3 separate regions of the Homo sapiens genome follow, and all the other regions are linked to region 3. The links are chromatin loops, found by intact Hi-C in ENCODE. Cell type or tissue: K562. All regions are shown on one strand.

The links. Hi-C counts contacts between places; a loop is a spot of excess contacts. Peaks named below come from ENCODE experiments on the same cell type or tissue, not always from the same donor. Only the 100,000 strongest peaks of a DNase experiment are listed, where the experiment ranks them.
Region 1: a loop joins it to region 3, with 2.9 times the contacts of the local background. A loop is called at or near these places in 4 of 110 quality-filtered maps.
Region 2: a loop joins it to region 3, with 2.5 times the contacts of the local background. A loop is called at or near these places in 27 of 110 quality-filtered maps.

Annotation. Positions count from the first base shown.
Region 1 is chr1:167,685,037-167,690,036 of GRCh38, reverse strand. It overlaps RCSD1 (RCSD domain containing 1), which reads right to left. Exons shown (of 7, transcript NM_052862.4): 3 at 4,527-4,616. Among named protein-coding and RNA genes, the nearest start is that of TRP-CGG1-1, 27 kb to the left of the region's middle. RefSeq lists enhancers at 1-787, 2,015-2,194. In K562, a CTCF peak has its summit at 1,927 (motif pointing right); DNase peaks (open chromatin) are centred at 1,956 and 2,356.
Region 2 is chr1:167,460,021-167,465,020 of GRCh38, reverse strand. All of the region lies in intron 1 of CD247 (CD247 molecule), which reads left to right. The region is part of intron 3 of LOC101928512 (a long non-coding RNA gene); the gene reads right to left. Among named protein-coding and RNA genes, the nearest start is that of CD247, 56 kb to the left of the region's middle. In K562, no CTCF peak of the experiment used is centred here; no DNase peak of the experiment used is centred here; H3K27me3 peaks cover 2,154 bases.
Region 3 is chr1:167,531,523-167,536,522 of GRCh38, reverse strand. It overlaps LOC107985224 (a long non-coding RNA gene), which reads left to right and starts at 728. Exons shown (of 2, transcript XR_001738279.2): 1 at 728-3,260. It also overlaps the pseudogene AKR1D1P1. In K562, a CTCF peak has its summit at 2,539 (motif pointing right); a DNase peak (open chromatin) is centred at 2,572.

The DNA of each region.
Region 1 (5,000 bases), 150 kb before region 3:
TCAACCAAAACAACCAGATAAGTAAGGTGAGGAAAGTGGGGTTCTGGTTGGAACCCAAAAGCCACAGGCAGAAGGAGAAGAGAAGTTGGTGTTGCCACTTTCTCATTAGTTCAGTAGCCCACATACTTCATTAGGGCCTGGGCGACGTGAACTTTCCCCCTCCCTCCCTCATCCCACCACAGCAAGATCTTCAAATCAGAATTAGAGAAGTCAGCGCCGACATCCTTAACACAGAAGGTCTCTCCCAGGAAGAGTGACTTCATTGTTGTTATGAAGGAAAACTATATCTGAGCAAGATCTTCACCTCATGACCTTCAACACTGTGAATCAACAATTTGGGGGATTTCAAAGACAAAGGGCAAAAATTACCATCCTGTTTGTCACACACACAACAAGAAACCAGACCAGGATGACAGAGGTATGACTGGAATTCCTCCCTGGACCCAGTGATATTTTGGAAAATCCCATCGATGGCATGATTTATAAATTATGATTTTCCAAAATGTTGAATATTTGAATATTCTTTTTCTTTTCTTTTCTTTTTTTTTTTTTTTTTGAGACAGAGTCCTGCTTGTTCCTCAATCTGGAGTGCAATGGCGCAATCTCGGCTCACTGCAACCTTCGCCTCCTGGGTTCAAGCAATTCTCCTGTCTCTGCCTCCCAAGTAGCTGGAATTACAGGCATGCACCACCATGCCTGGCTAGTTTTTGTATTTTTAGTAGAGACAGGGTTTCACCATGTTGGCCAGGTTGGTCTCGAACTCCTGACCTCAGGTGATCCACCCACCTCCCAAAGTGCTGGGATTACAGGCGTGAGCCACCACGCCCAGCCTGAATATTCTTTTTAACCAAGTAAACATTTACTGAGTATTTACTACGTCCCAGACATTGTGTGGGTCATACAAAGATGAGCATGATTCAGTCTCGGTGGCAGGAGCAGTCCGTGGCTGATGCATGTGTTACATAATCATACGTACTCTCTGTTAGTTGTAGATATTTTTGTGATGAATGAATGCCAGGAATCTTGTCTGCCTTCGGGATCCATATCATGTAAAAATATTAACTCTGTGTTTTGCGTAAAATCCCCACAAACATGTGAGAATGGTGACAGTGATAGGATGATGATGATGAAGAAAAGGAAGAGGATGACTTCCATGTGGTTGGACAGAGGCCAAGGCAGAGGAGGGATCTCCCCATAGTGTGGAGACCAATGTGTATGACCTGCTCCTTGACCCCATGTACTAATTTTCCTGAACAATAAGAAGAACTACACTGATCTCTTAGGAAGATTCTGAGATATTTATAATGTGAGATGATTGTGTTTTAGTGATGGAAGGAGGGAGGCTCACCCAACTGAACTCCTCGTGATCTTTTTACAGCCCAACACCAAGGGAGAGCATGGGCTGGACTTACAGGATCCCCACTCCTTCTAATTCTAGTTTTGGCAGGAGCCAGACGAAGCCCTTGGCCTCAGCCTCCTCTACCAAGATGCAGCTGGGCGGGAATAAATGATTCTAAGGACTCCTGCTGCCTCTGCCTCCATGTGTCTTCACTGTCGGGTATGTTCCTATAGCAGTCTTTCAAGGAGCTTTTTATCTAGGATGAGTATAAAGAGCTTCCAGCCCCAATGGAAGTGCCCTTGGTTTCTGTGCTTTACAGGGAAATTTCACACGGGCTGGGGTTTTCAGAGAAACTTTTAGAAACTGCAGCAACAATTTTGCTGATAAAGCTCACTTCATGTAATATTATTAGTTCTTCTCTTCCCCAGCTGACCACTGATTTCTGAAGTCTGTGGAAATTCAGTGGACCCTGCCCCTTAAACACAGTATAGTACTGGGGACCCAGCTGATGCTCCATAAAACCCTATTGATTTGAATTGCAAAGCAGAAAGAATCCAAAATAGCCTCTAGTGCAGTTCCTGGAAATGACAGCAGGTGGCATCATTTCCCTTACGGTTTAACAAGGGGCTTCAGGCAAGCGGCTGAGACTAACAATCCGGTGGAGAAAAACCAGCCTTCCATCCCTGTATATGTATATATATAGCTGTATTTACATGACATTATTACCACGTCTAGAAACTACGGACTAATTTCCAGATGGGAATGCTTTTCAGCCTTTTCTGAGTATAGGAGGCAGGATCTGTGGCTGCATTAAACACCCAACTTCAGCTGGTTCTTCCAGAGAGGGGTAACTCTTGGTCACCCTGCCATCAGGAGGGGCCCTGCAGTCAGCAGGTGCTGTCAGGGGGCTGACCCCACTGTCTCAGACCTGAGCAAGCATAGCGGGGCAGGGATGAAATGACCCTTCCTGGCACTGTGCATTGGGAACCGAGGGGTAGCCTGACCGGGTCCCTCCCTGCAGGCCCCCAAGGTTTCCAGCATTAGAGCCTCTGCAGGCTGAGCTACAGGAGTATGGAAGGAGAAATGTGGACAGCAGCCTCCAATTAGCCCTGCCAGACAAAGCAGGCTGCTCATTTTATTTCTATGTGAATTTCTTTTCTTTTTTTTTTTTTTTTGAGACGGAGTCTTGCTGTGTCACCCAGGCTGGAGTGCGGTGGCGCGATCTAGGCTCACTGCAAGCTCCGCCTCCGGGGTTCACGCCATTCTCCTGCCTAAGCCTCTCGAGTAGCTGGGACTACAGGCGCCTGCCACCACGCCTGCTAATTTTTTGTATTTTTAGTAGAGACGGGGTTTCACCGTGTTAGCCAGGATGGTCTCAATCTCCTGACCTCGTGATCCGCCCACCTCGGCCTCTCAAAGTGCTGGGATTACAGGCGTGAGCCACTACGCCCTGCTTCTATGTGAATTTCAAGGCCACGAAAAGTCATTGATCCCTGGAGGTAGTGTCCTTTCAATGTGCGAGCAGCCTGTCACTCCAGGCAGGATTTTCTAAAATCCGCCCTTGGACTTAACCAGCCCTTGGCCATTATAAGCCATTTAACTTCTGGGTGATGTGCCCCATGGGGTGAAACCTGTGAATGCATTTCCACAGAGCTGCCAGGATGGAGCTGTTTAACCCAATCACTAGCCTAACTCCCTCTGCTTTTACTCTAGGGGATAAAACTTCCCTAGCCAGCCTCCCTGATCTATCTGGTTAGTGATTTTGTCCTCAATTTCACAAATAAGAAAAATGATTCGGTATGGTGTGGTGACTTCTCCTGGGCCAAGCCCAGGCTATCAGGGGGCAGTCTCACATTAAGCTCTGAGTGGCCATAACCTCAACCCATTGCATAGCAGTGGAGACACTGAGCCCAGAGGTTGAAGGTTACAAGGAGAAGTTGATTCTCTGGAAAGAGAGGTTGTTGGTATGTGTTTGGTCACAGCACTGGCTGATGACCCCATAAAGCCACAGAATCATATTGTTGGCACTTGAAGAGACCCAAGGAAAACCTCAGTGTTTTTAAACTGTGCTCCTTGGGGTTCTCATCCAAGAATAAGACCCTTGGTCAGTGGGGAGAGAGTATTCTGAGAGCATTTGGGGCTCCAGGCCTCCCCTCCCCCATCTCACTTGGCCTGGGGCAGCGATGAGTTTCTGCTTTATCTTGTGGGCTTCTGTTTATAAGCCTTAGGTTGACAAAAAGGCTTGAAAACCATTGATCTATTTCAGCTGTTTCACTTTATAGATGAGAAAATGTAGGCATTAAGATGCTTGCCCAAGTTCACATAGGGCACCTAATGGCTATTGTCAGGATGCTGGTCCCCAAAAAAGAAGGGGAGAATAAAGAGGTTGTTGAAGTGGAATTTGGGAATGACATTGTCTTTGGCTTGCTTGCTGTATTTTGGGGTTGGCCTCCCAGGTGAGATGACAGAACATACAAATCCATTTCTGGCACAGACTATGACCACAGTGAAGGTTCATGGGTTGCTGGCATAAGGTGTGGAGAAGGCACTCCTGCAGCTACAATTAGATAAATAAAGATAGGAGAATATGCAGGCTAAGAACCTATTACTGGCTATGATCTATGATACCAGAGCCTTTATTATGTTGGTAACGTTGGCTATTTATATCTGAGGGCAACGAGGCCTCCTGTGCGCTCTGGTTTTCTTCCAGTGATCTTGAACAATAGCCAGGCTTTACAAGGATACTGCAGAATCACGGGGTTTTCTCATGCTTCCGTCCTGCCCTATGTAAGTGTAGCCCCCTTTCCAGGTACCTTCTCCACACCTTATTCCAAGATCACCTAAGTCAGATCTGGGAATAAAACAGAACTTTCCTGGCTCCTGAATTGGGTCTGTTAATAATATATGACCCATTCTCTTTGCTAAAATTCTCAGGCTTGGAAAATAGTGTTCGTGTCCTTGACAAATCATAAAGGAGCCTCAGTAAAAGGGAGCAGGGAGGAGCCTAGTTTCCAAAGTAAACGATTCAGGAAACATTTAAGAGGAGATTCACTCTGAAATGGAGAAATTCCCTGCACAGAGTCTGAGCTTTAAAGTATGAGTTTGGTGCCCCCTCCTCCAAACTTTCCTCAAGAAGAGGAAAGAAAACCCATCACAGCATCCTCTGAGCCCCAACAGCAGCACTTACCTCCTCACCATTCTGGCCCAGGTCTACCTTGGGGGGGAACAGGGGGAGGGAACAGGGCGGTTTCCTTCGGGTTGGTTTACTGGCTGGTGTCTGGAGGGAGGGCGACAGACAGACACACAGAGAAAAAGAGAGCACTGATCAGGCAACAGGGAGGAAGAGCAAGGAAATGGAAACTGGTTTCAGGAAGGTTTAGGGATTTAGGAATGTTAGGATGTTAGGGAAGTGTAGGAATATTTAAGAATGGAGGAAGGGAACTGCGTGTCTTTGGGACAGCCTGCTTACTATTTAAATTAATTCTATTTACCATCTACCCATTTTGACTTTCACCCTCTCCACTCCATTTCCTTTCCTGCTAGAATATCCACTTTTACTTGAGATTCACCGACCTGAATCACATTCAGTTTTCAGGCAGTGCCAGCACCTGAGATCAATGCTATCTTCTTTATCCTTTATGACATGCCTGTACTGTCTAGA
Region 2 (5,000 bases), 72 kb after region 3:
AATAAACGTAAAATGGAGACAGAGGGGAAGAAAGAGCTGGAATAATACTATGTGGCTCTCTAAAAGTTGCTGCAGTTTTTTTTTGTTGTTATTTGTTTTTTGTTTTTGTTTTTGTTTTTTACAGAGCACACACTGCAGATAAATAGTGCGATCTTGGGGCCTTTTCGGTAACTGTACTTCTATTCTTCTTTCCCTTTGCTTTTGTCTAATTAAAAGTGTCTGCCTTTAAAACAGAGACAATTGAAGTTTCAAGTTAGTGTTGTCATCTTCTGTCCCCAGGCATTTCAGAGCTAGAAAAACTACAGGCAAAATTCTCTGTAGATCCTTTTTGTACCCCTCTTCTTCTACTCACCCTGTTTCCCCAGCTTTCTACTTTTAGAATAGGAGTGGGGGCTGAGAAAGATAAAAATAGCTTTTGAGAATTCAAGTTATTTGGGCCCCTGTTTTGGGAGCCAGCATCCTTGTCCAAAGCAGAAAGCAGCCAGTCCTGAGTTTGAGGGAAGCTTCTCCCCATGGAGTTTCCTTAGGGGACTATTTCTGAGCCGTTCTTGGAGGAAGCAACCCCTAGAGATGTTCAGAACTGGAACTAAACCCATCTTCCCCTGAAGAAAAACAGGTTTTTAGGAACCCATCACTCAGCAGGGAGCCCTCTGTGTTTGGAGCCAAGTGTTTGGGGAAACAAATAAGCTGCCTTCAATCAGCCTGAGTTGGAAACGCAGGAAAACCGCATCTTCATGCTGGACTCCACTGCAATCCCAAGGTGATTTTAGTTCAAGGAGAGTGGCATCTGCTTGGGGGAAATTAGAAACTTCTTATTTCCATTTATAAATTAGGCTTTACTAAGGAAGAGAACTTAAAAACAGTTTTATTGTTGTCCACTGAAAAGACAATTACTTCCAGCCACAACTGGCACATTCCATGGTAAAACTAGCGCAATCAAACACACAACACTTTCCACCGTAGGGGCTTCTTTTTGAGGCTGTCATTAAAGGCATGTGTCTTATTAGCCAGTGTCAGGATTTCTGGGATGTTTTATTGTCTCGAGTAATGAGAAGGCCATTTCCAGGGCTGTGTGCTTTTTAAGTCAGCAAACAAAACATTAAAAACAAACAAACCTCCTTTTCTTTGTCACCATTTCTCTGACCATCCCCTGTAAATTCGTAGGACACGGTACTCACAGAAAAAGGAAAATTCATTAGCCAAATGAATCGCTGATTTAAATTCAGGCAATAGGTTGACATTATCCTTAATTGAATAGTTTTAGAAAATGAATCTATGTAGATCCAGATCAAATTCTAACCAATCATTACAATGGGGTCTTTTTTCTTGAATGTTCAAAGTTGATTTTCCTCCACAAAATAATAACTCTTTGGTGTCCAAGTAATAAATTAGCACAGTTCAGTTCAAGTTCCCACTAAATTGGAGGCTGAAATGTAGGATCAAGAGAAAGGAGATGCAAGTTACAAACCTAGATTCTAAATATCCCAGCAGACTAACTCCATGAAACCATCTTTTATTTTTTGTGAATAAGTGTATGTGTGTTAGCCTCCCTCTCCCTTTCTCCTTTTAAAAAAAGAAATGATGACTTTTTCAGGTCTCTGCTTCCAGATATGAGGGGCTTTAGGTATTTGAAGTCAGAAGGGAGGCAGGAATGAGCACTGCTAATTGGGTGCATCCTGGTGTGCTAATATAAAGGACAGCCAATGTAATCGTGGGTTTCTGAGTTTGCTGTCTGTACCTGGCCTGCCTGGAGACTAAGAAAGGCTTGCTGGCCCCAGGCCATAGGTCACATTGCAGCCTTGACTGTAATTCCCTGGACAATTCCTGCACCAGAACAGATAGTGTGACCTCCTATGCTAACCAGCCGAGAGCAACCCATGCTCAGTGGCAACGCAGAAAAGCCACAAACAGAACCCAGGAAGGGTTCCTGGGATGGCCCGGCGACTGCCCATCCTCCAGAGAGAGCTGGATCAAGCAAAAGAAGCAGTCCCCAAATTCTTAGGGCCAGGGATGCCAGGTAACCTGGCACCCAAGGCTATCTGAGGAGACAGGCAATGAGGCTATCAAGAGTAAAGATGGAAGAGCAAGCACAGATGATGGAGAAAAAAATAAGGCTGGTGGGAGGGAATTAAGGAGGGAAATGCAAGGAAGAGACAACTGAGAGGAAAACCAGAGGGAAGGAGTGTATCAGTCTGAAGACAGGATGACACAGGAGAAGGGGAGGATGAGGGCCGGAAGGGCTTCAGGCCTGCAGGGAGGGAGGGCAGACTTTTCCAGGGGGTGGGAGAATTGCCCTGGCCCCCTTTTACTGGTCCCATTCTTTGGACATTGTAGAGAGAACTCAGGTGGGGGAAATGGCCCAGCGGCGGGAACCCTGGCACACCTCTCCCAGCAGGGATCGGCCCCCAAAAGGAACAGTTCTCCTCCTTTTCTGGCTTAGACCAGGGCAGGCCCCCTGTGCAGCTCTCTCCCTTGGGTTCTCGTGTATGTAGATACACTTGTTTACACACACAGGCTCCTACACAGGCACATGCAGAGACGCCTAGGTCCCCAACCTGGGTTGTGACTTCTGTGTCGAGGAGAGCCATAGGAGGCACAGCTTTGCCAGAGTTCCTGCCCATTGCTGCGGCCTGTTCCCTAAACCACACTGGTCTGGCTTCATCGCTGGACTCACTGTGTGGCCCACAGAGGCCTCTTCTATGGTCACAGGGCCCCAGTGACATTTTGGGAGGGGCTTCAGGGACGCTGGCTGGTAACCCAAGAGCAACCCTAAATCCCAACTTGGTCCATGTCCTAGAATATCAAAGGAGAATCTTAAACCCTGAGTGGGATGAGGAGCCTCCTAAGCTTGAAGAGAGCCAGGTGGGGAGAGGGCCTGGGCTCCATGCAGGTTGGGCATCAGTTAGCCTGTGACAGTGGCCAAGTCCCATGAGACTTACACCATGCTAAATATTCAGCTTTCCTCCTGTGGGCATCCTATACTCTGTGAATTGGTCAGAACCAATCTTTAATCCAGCATCCTATCAGGCACACCTCCCTCCTGCTGCTGTGTGCCTGAAGAATGCAGAGTGATTTAGATATTCATTGACCTAAAGTGCAACTAAGGTTTGAGGGTGGGGGACACAAAAGGGAGGTTAATACAAGGCATCAAAAATGTACTTTGACTATTTTCTCCTTTTTTTTTTGAGCCTGTCGCCCAGGCTGGAGTGCAGTGGCGTGATCTCGGCTCACTGCAACCTCTGCCTCCCAGGTTCAAGCGATTCTCCTGCCTCAGCCTCCTGAGTAGCTGGGACTACAGGCGCCCACCACCACAGCCGGCTAATTTTTGTATTTCTGGTAAAGATGGGGTTTCACCATATTGGCCAGGGTGGTCTCGAACTCCTGATCTTGTGATCCGCCCGCCTGGGCCTCCTAAAGTGCTGGGATTACAGGCGTGAGCCACCACGCCCGGCCGACTATTTTCTCTTATTTCAAAATTACATATTCTTATACACTATGGAACTTGGAAAATAAGGGAAAGCATAAAGAAAATTTAAATCACCCATAATTTCACAAACCAGAGATGAAACCACTGCTAACAGTTGCTGTAATTTCTTCCAGTCTCTTTTCTACAGTGAGATCTGTATTTCTAGCTGGCTACACATAGTATAAATCTAGGTTTAGAATCAAGTAGAAATAGCTCTAGAGTGCTGCCGATGCTGCCATTGGCTCTGATAGTGGATCTCATTTATCCCTGGGTCCAGGTGAGAGGTCCTGAGGACCCAAATCATGGGACAACAGAGAGAAAAAGAGAAGAGGTGACATGCCTAGGGGCGGCCCGGCTGAGTTTGGAAGCCGCAAGGTGAACTCCCTCCCATGGGAGAAAGCTGCCATGGGAGGCGGCAGCCCAGCAGTCTGCCTCTCAGCCCACGATCGCCCACGTCCCCAGCATGTCCCCAGCGTGGCAGCTGCAGGCACGGCAGGCTTTGTGGGGCCTTTGATCCACGCAAAGTACGTCATAGGCGAATGCTCACAGCGCGTGGGCTGGGCACACCAAGGGTTGCCAAACTGACAAACACACCTCCAGGAAAGCCTTTTGGCTCTGGCTGGGCTTCATTCTGGCTGCCTGGACAGCATGGCCTGAATAGGAAACTTGCAAATGTGTGTGCCCTGTCCCCCTGGTGTCTCCCAGCCCAGACTCAGGAGTAACTCAGAGATAACTCCCCGAGAGTTGAACAATGAGAACACATGGACACAGGGCGGGGAACATCACACACCAGGGCCTGTCGGGGGGTCAGGGGGCTGGAGGAGGGATAGCATTAGGAGAATATCTAATGTAAATGACGACTTGATAGGTGCAGCAAACCAACATGGCACATGTATACCTATGTAACAAACCTGCACGTTGTTCACATCTAGAACTTAAAGTATAATTTTTAAAAAAAGAAGAAATAACTCGCCGAGGCCGTGGGAGTAGTTAGTAGTGGGGCATGGGGCCAGCTGAGAAGCTGGCTCTCCTTTCTGCACATTTTGGCACACAGGGCAGATTTTTCTGAAGCACAGGTATATTGCCCTTCAACATCTGAGACATACGGCTCTTGGTCATAATCTTATTTCTTTATTTTTATTTTTATTTTTTGAGACAGGGTCTCACTCTGTCACTCAGGCTGGAGTGTAGTGATGTGATCTTGGTTCACTGCAGCCTGGACCTCCTCGGGCTCAGGTGATCCTCCCACCTCAGCTTCCCGAGTAGCTGGGACTACAGGTGCGCACCACCACACCCAGATAATTTTTCTATTTTTTGTAGAGACGGGATTTCGCCATGTTGCCCAGGCTAGTCTCAAACCCCTGGGCTCAAGCCATCCTCCCACCTCAGCCTCCCAAAGTGCTGGGATTACAGGCGTGAGCCACCACACCTGGCCCATAATCTTATTTTTGTTCAAACTTTCAGAGGATTAGGGAGGGAGAGTAGAAAACACAGGAATGATGCCAGGAAACCTACCCTGGGTTCAGCCCCAAAG
Region 3 (5,000 bases):
CTCATTGTTCTGTTCCCAAAGCCTGATGTATAGACGCTGCTCAAATACGCTTTTGAGCATGGAATGAGGGCAGAGCAGCTTAACCAAGACACAGTCTCCTCTCTCTCTTTACGGCTGCTCTGAGAAGGGGAATTCAGCACATTATATGCATGCCCAGAGTCGGTCAACACAAACTCTCCTATTTGGTTGCCAAGAGTCATCTGTGACCCTGGGATTTATCTTTGTCTTAGTTTGCCCAGGCTGCCAGAACAAAATACCATAGACTGGGTGGCTTAAACTGCAGGTATTTATTTCCCGCAGTTCTAGAGGCTGGACATCTGCGATCAGGGTGTCAGCAAGAGTGGGTTCTGGGGAGGGCTTTCTTCCTGGCTTGCAGACGGCCGCCTTCTTGCTGTTTCCTCACATGGCAGAGAGAGATCTCTTTCTGTCTTCCTCTTTTTTTTTTTTTTTTTTTTTTTTTGAGACGGAGTCTCGCTCTGTCGCCCAGACTGGAGTGCAGTGGTGCTATCTCGGCTCACTGCAAGCTCCGTCTCCCGGGTTCACGCCATTCTCCTGCTTCAGCCTCCCAAGTAGCTGGGACTACAGGCGCCCGCCACCACGCCTGGCTAATTTTTTGTATTTTTAGTAGAGATGAGGTTTCACTGTGTTTGCCAGGATGGTCTCGATCTCCTGACCTCTTGATCCACCTGCCTCGGCCTCCCAAGGTGCTGAGATTACAGGCGTGAGCCACCACGCCTGGCCTCTCTCTTCCTCTTCTTCTAAGACCACAGTCCTGTCAGATCAGGGCCCCAACCTTCCAACCTCACCTAACCTTAACTACCTCCTAAAGACTCTACCTCCCGATACAATCATAGGGTGGGTTATGGCTTCAACATATGAATTTGGGGGAAAACAATTCAGCTTATAGTAATTGTGTTTGGAAGAGAATAAATGATAAGGCTGCTTTGTTCATCCCAAACCTTTCCTCCTTTGATAACTCCCAGGCCCACCCACGCAAGAAGATTTATCCTCAATGGTTTCTAGTCCATTCCTGCTCTGGACTGTGGTTTTACGACACGCTTTTGCAGGTTGTATCCTGCACAAAGGCCCCAGCTGACAGGGAAGCAGGGGCTGAAACCCAGCCTGAGCTCATGCCTTTGTCCTGGTGTGAGCAGCATCACCCCAAAGGGCATCTTTCCTAAAAATGACACTTTATGGGTTGGTGGCACCTGGCTTTCGGGCCATTTCTTACTTTAGAAGTTTTTGCTTCCTATGCATGGAATCCCAGAGAGGGCAAAAAGAGTGTGAACAGAGCCCAAGGGAGCCCTGGGCTGTGGGGGGCCCCACCGGTGGATGGATGGGGGGAGCAGCCAAGCAGGAGCAGTATAGCGGAGGTTAGGAGCGGTTCGGCTGCGAGAGCACTGGGTTCTGAGCTAGTTGTGCACTTGCTGCACGTGGCCCTGGGCAAATCATTCTACTTCTCAGAGCCTTAGACCCCATCTGTAAAGCAAGGGCAATACTTCACAGGTGGGAGTACAGATTAGCAAAAATGTCCACAAATCACTTAGCACAGTGCCTGACACAGCAGTGATCCTTGTTAGGGCCAGTAGAAGAGGCATCCTCAAGCTCTGGGGGTCCTCATTGCATCCTCTCTGGGAGACTGGAATGTATCCTTGAAGAACAGCAGAGTAAGTGTCAAAATCAAGCACAGTGGCTCTGCAGTGGGGCTGCATAGGAACACATCCTCGTTCCATCACTATTTCATCATGGACAAGGTGCCTCCCCTGTGTGGGCTGCAGGGTTTTCATCAGTAAAATGGAGAATAAAAATAGGACCTGCCTCCCTGGTTTGTAGGAAAAAGTTCGAGCTAATACGTAAAAAGTACACAGAACACTATCCAATATATCAAACATTCCATAAATACTGGTTGCATTTTTTTTCTTTAGCTTCAAATATCGGTTGGTAACTACAGGTTGTTTTCACAAAAATAAAAGTTATAATCGTCAAATTACTTAATTTTATAAAATATGTTCAATCGTGGCGTTTCAGCTAACTCTTGCAACAAGCCCTAGAGATAGGCAGGACACTCTTTATTTTTATTTCGTGGAGGAGGTTGGATTCGCAAATGGTTACCTTGGGCAAGTTTACACGTGTCAGACCCATCCCTTCAACCTAGCTCTGTCTCCAAGAATCCGGTGACCCCTCAACTGCTGGTGGCACATGGGTCCTTTGAAGAGATGTCTTCTCACTTGTTTTAGAGGTGCATCGTATAGAATTGGCAAGTGCCATGTGCTGGAAAACACCAGGTTTTCATGAGGAGCACACTCACATCTTTGAGGGCAGGCAGTATGAACTCTGAAGTCAAGCGGCAGCGTTCAAATTCCTGCTCAACCACTTAGCCAGGTGGCCTTAGGCAAGTGCTCCTCAAGAGGTTCCCCTCTGTGAATCAGGGACGCTGCCTAGGATAGATGTTGGTTATTGGTATTACTTAGTATCCATCCAGGTGTGGAATGTCCTGAGGCTGGGAAGGCTGGAGACCGCAGTTCGACAAAACAGCCGCTAGAGGTCCCCATGGAGCCGCATTGAACATCCAAGAATTCTGTTTAATCCTCCTGTCTTGGGCCAGACCAGCTGGCCCTGCTGGAACTGAGGGCCCCTCTTTGTCCTGATAAGCACTCTTCCTTCCCTTAAAGCTGGTGACCCTTCTAAGGGGCTGTCAAGGGCTAATGCTGAGACTCACAGGTTCCTGACCTTCAGTCCCCAGAAGTGGGCCCTCAGGTTTAATCCTGAGGCGAGGGGTTGCAGGCCTGTTCCAGTGGATTCCCAGGGGCCAGGATGGGCTCTGTGAGGACTCCAGGTCAGGCTGTCTCCACCCTGGGCAAACTCAGGCAACCTTTTCGTCTTTCACTTTTAGAAAAGACAAAAATGTAATCTGCATGAAGTCAGGGTGTCTTGGCAGACCCTGCAGGCCAGGAGCCAGACCCTCATAGGGAAGGAACCCTGGACATGGGCCATCACTGCATGCCTGGGATGTGGCCCAGAGGCAGCACACAGCACAACCCTGTGGGGAGGTAACAGCTAGTGGAGCTGAAAGAGAAAGGGGCACTGGAGAAGCAGGAATCATTATACGAAAATTTAATTTCCAGCTGGAAGACATCTTGTGGAGACCATCTAGTTCAGCTTCTTCATTGTATAGCTGAGGACACCCAGGCCCAGAGAGGGGAAGTGATTTGGTCAAAGTCACACAGCAAGTAAAGGACAAAGCTGAGAGCAGATCCCAGGTTTGTGCATTCCCATAGCAGCTGCTTTCCACACACCCCACTGAGGGAAGACCATTTGGTCAAGTCAGAGCACGGGGGGTGGGGGGTTTTAAAAAGCAGAGCTGAGGAACTTAGGAATACACACTGCTTAGCACATGGTTATTAGCTGGTCCTTCAGATGCCCCAGGGTCTCAGCGTTCGAAGCTTGCTCATTCCACAGGATAATTTTGTGTTTGCTCAGGTGCCCAGAAAATGCCTTTTTAAGATTTCTGAGAATAAACCCATCACCTCCAACAGTCCCAGGAATTGCAACTGTCTATTCATAACGAATGAGAGGCAGGTGCATTAAATTCTGACCTAGTGCTCAAGAACTTTGGAGGGATAAAAAGAGGAAGCACACAGGTCCCTATTCTGGGAATGTGGGGCCTCCCTCACCTCCCCATAGGAGGGCTTGTCCACACCACCTCCTCTTTCCTCCTCTTCATCTCCCACCCTTTCCACCAAGACAGTGACCCCATTCCCCATGCTGGGTTCCAATCATTCCTGGAAGGATTTTTCCCAGAGCAGTTGCCAGCAAACATTTTACAGTCCTCTCCTCCTCTCTGTGATGTAACATTTCCCAACACCTTCTATATACTAGGCACATAACCTACATCATCTTACTCATTCCTCCAACAAGACAGTACAGTAGGCATTGTTAGCCAATGTGGGACAAAAGATTTCAGATATTTATTAACTTGTTCAAAACATACAGCCAGCTAGTAGATGGAATTTGGAATTTGAACCTAGGTCTAACCTGTTCTAAAGCTCATGTTCTTCCACTACTGTGAACCAGCACCCAGAAAACTTGAGTTTTAGTTTTGATTCTACCAGCTTTGTGACCTTAGAAAAATAACTTAATTTTAAGTTTCCTAAACTACAAAATGGAAACTGGCTGGGCATGGTGGCTAACTCTTGTAATCCCAGCACTTTGGGAAGCTGGGGCAGCCGGAGTTTGAGACCAGCCTGGCCAACATGGTGAAACCCCATCTCTACTAAAAATACAAAAAATTAGCCGGTTGTGGTGTGGGGGGCCTGTAATTCCGGCTACTTAGGAGGCTGAGGCAGGAGAATCGCTTGGACCTGGGAGGCGGAGGTTGCAGTGAGCCGAGATCGCGGCATTGCACTCCAGCCTGGGCAACAAGAGCAAAACTCCATCTCAAAAATTTTTTTTTTTTAATTTAAATAAATAAATAAATAAAATGGAAACGGTACACCAATATTGACAACCTTACTGAGTCATCAAGATTAAAAAGACAATATGGCTGGGCATGGTGGCTCATATCTGTAATCTCAGCACTTTGGAAGGCCGAGGTGGGAGGATCCGTGAAGGCCAGGAGTTCAAGACCAGCCTGGGCAACACAGGGAGACCCCTATCTCTACTAAAAAAAAATTAAAACATTGGCCGGGCATTGTGGTGTGTGCACCCGTAGTCCCAGCTACTCAAGTGGCTGAGACGACAGGGTAGCTTGGCCCCAGGAATTTAAGGCTGCAGTGAGCTATGACTGCACCACTGCACTCTAGCCTGAGTGACAGTAAAACCCTGTCTCAAAAATAAATTTAAAAAATACAATATATTAATATGTGAAAATGACACACAAATGTAAGACACCCCCATTAAAGCAAAAAAGGTTCTTTTTCCAATTAAAGGGGCTTGGCTATCAATAGCAATATTTAGTAGGTTATATATAACTATAGTTGACCCTTGAGCAACATGAGTTT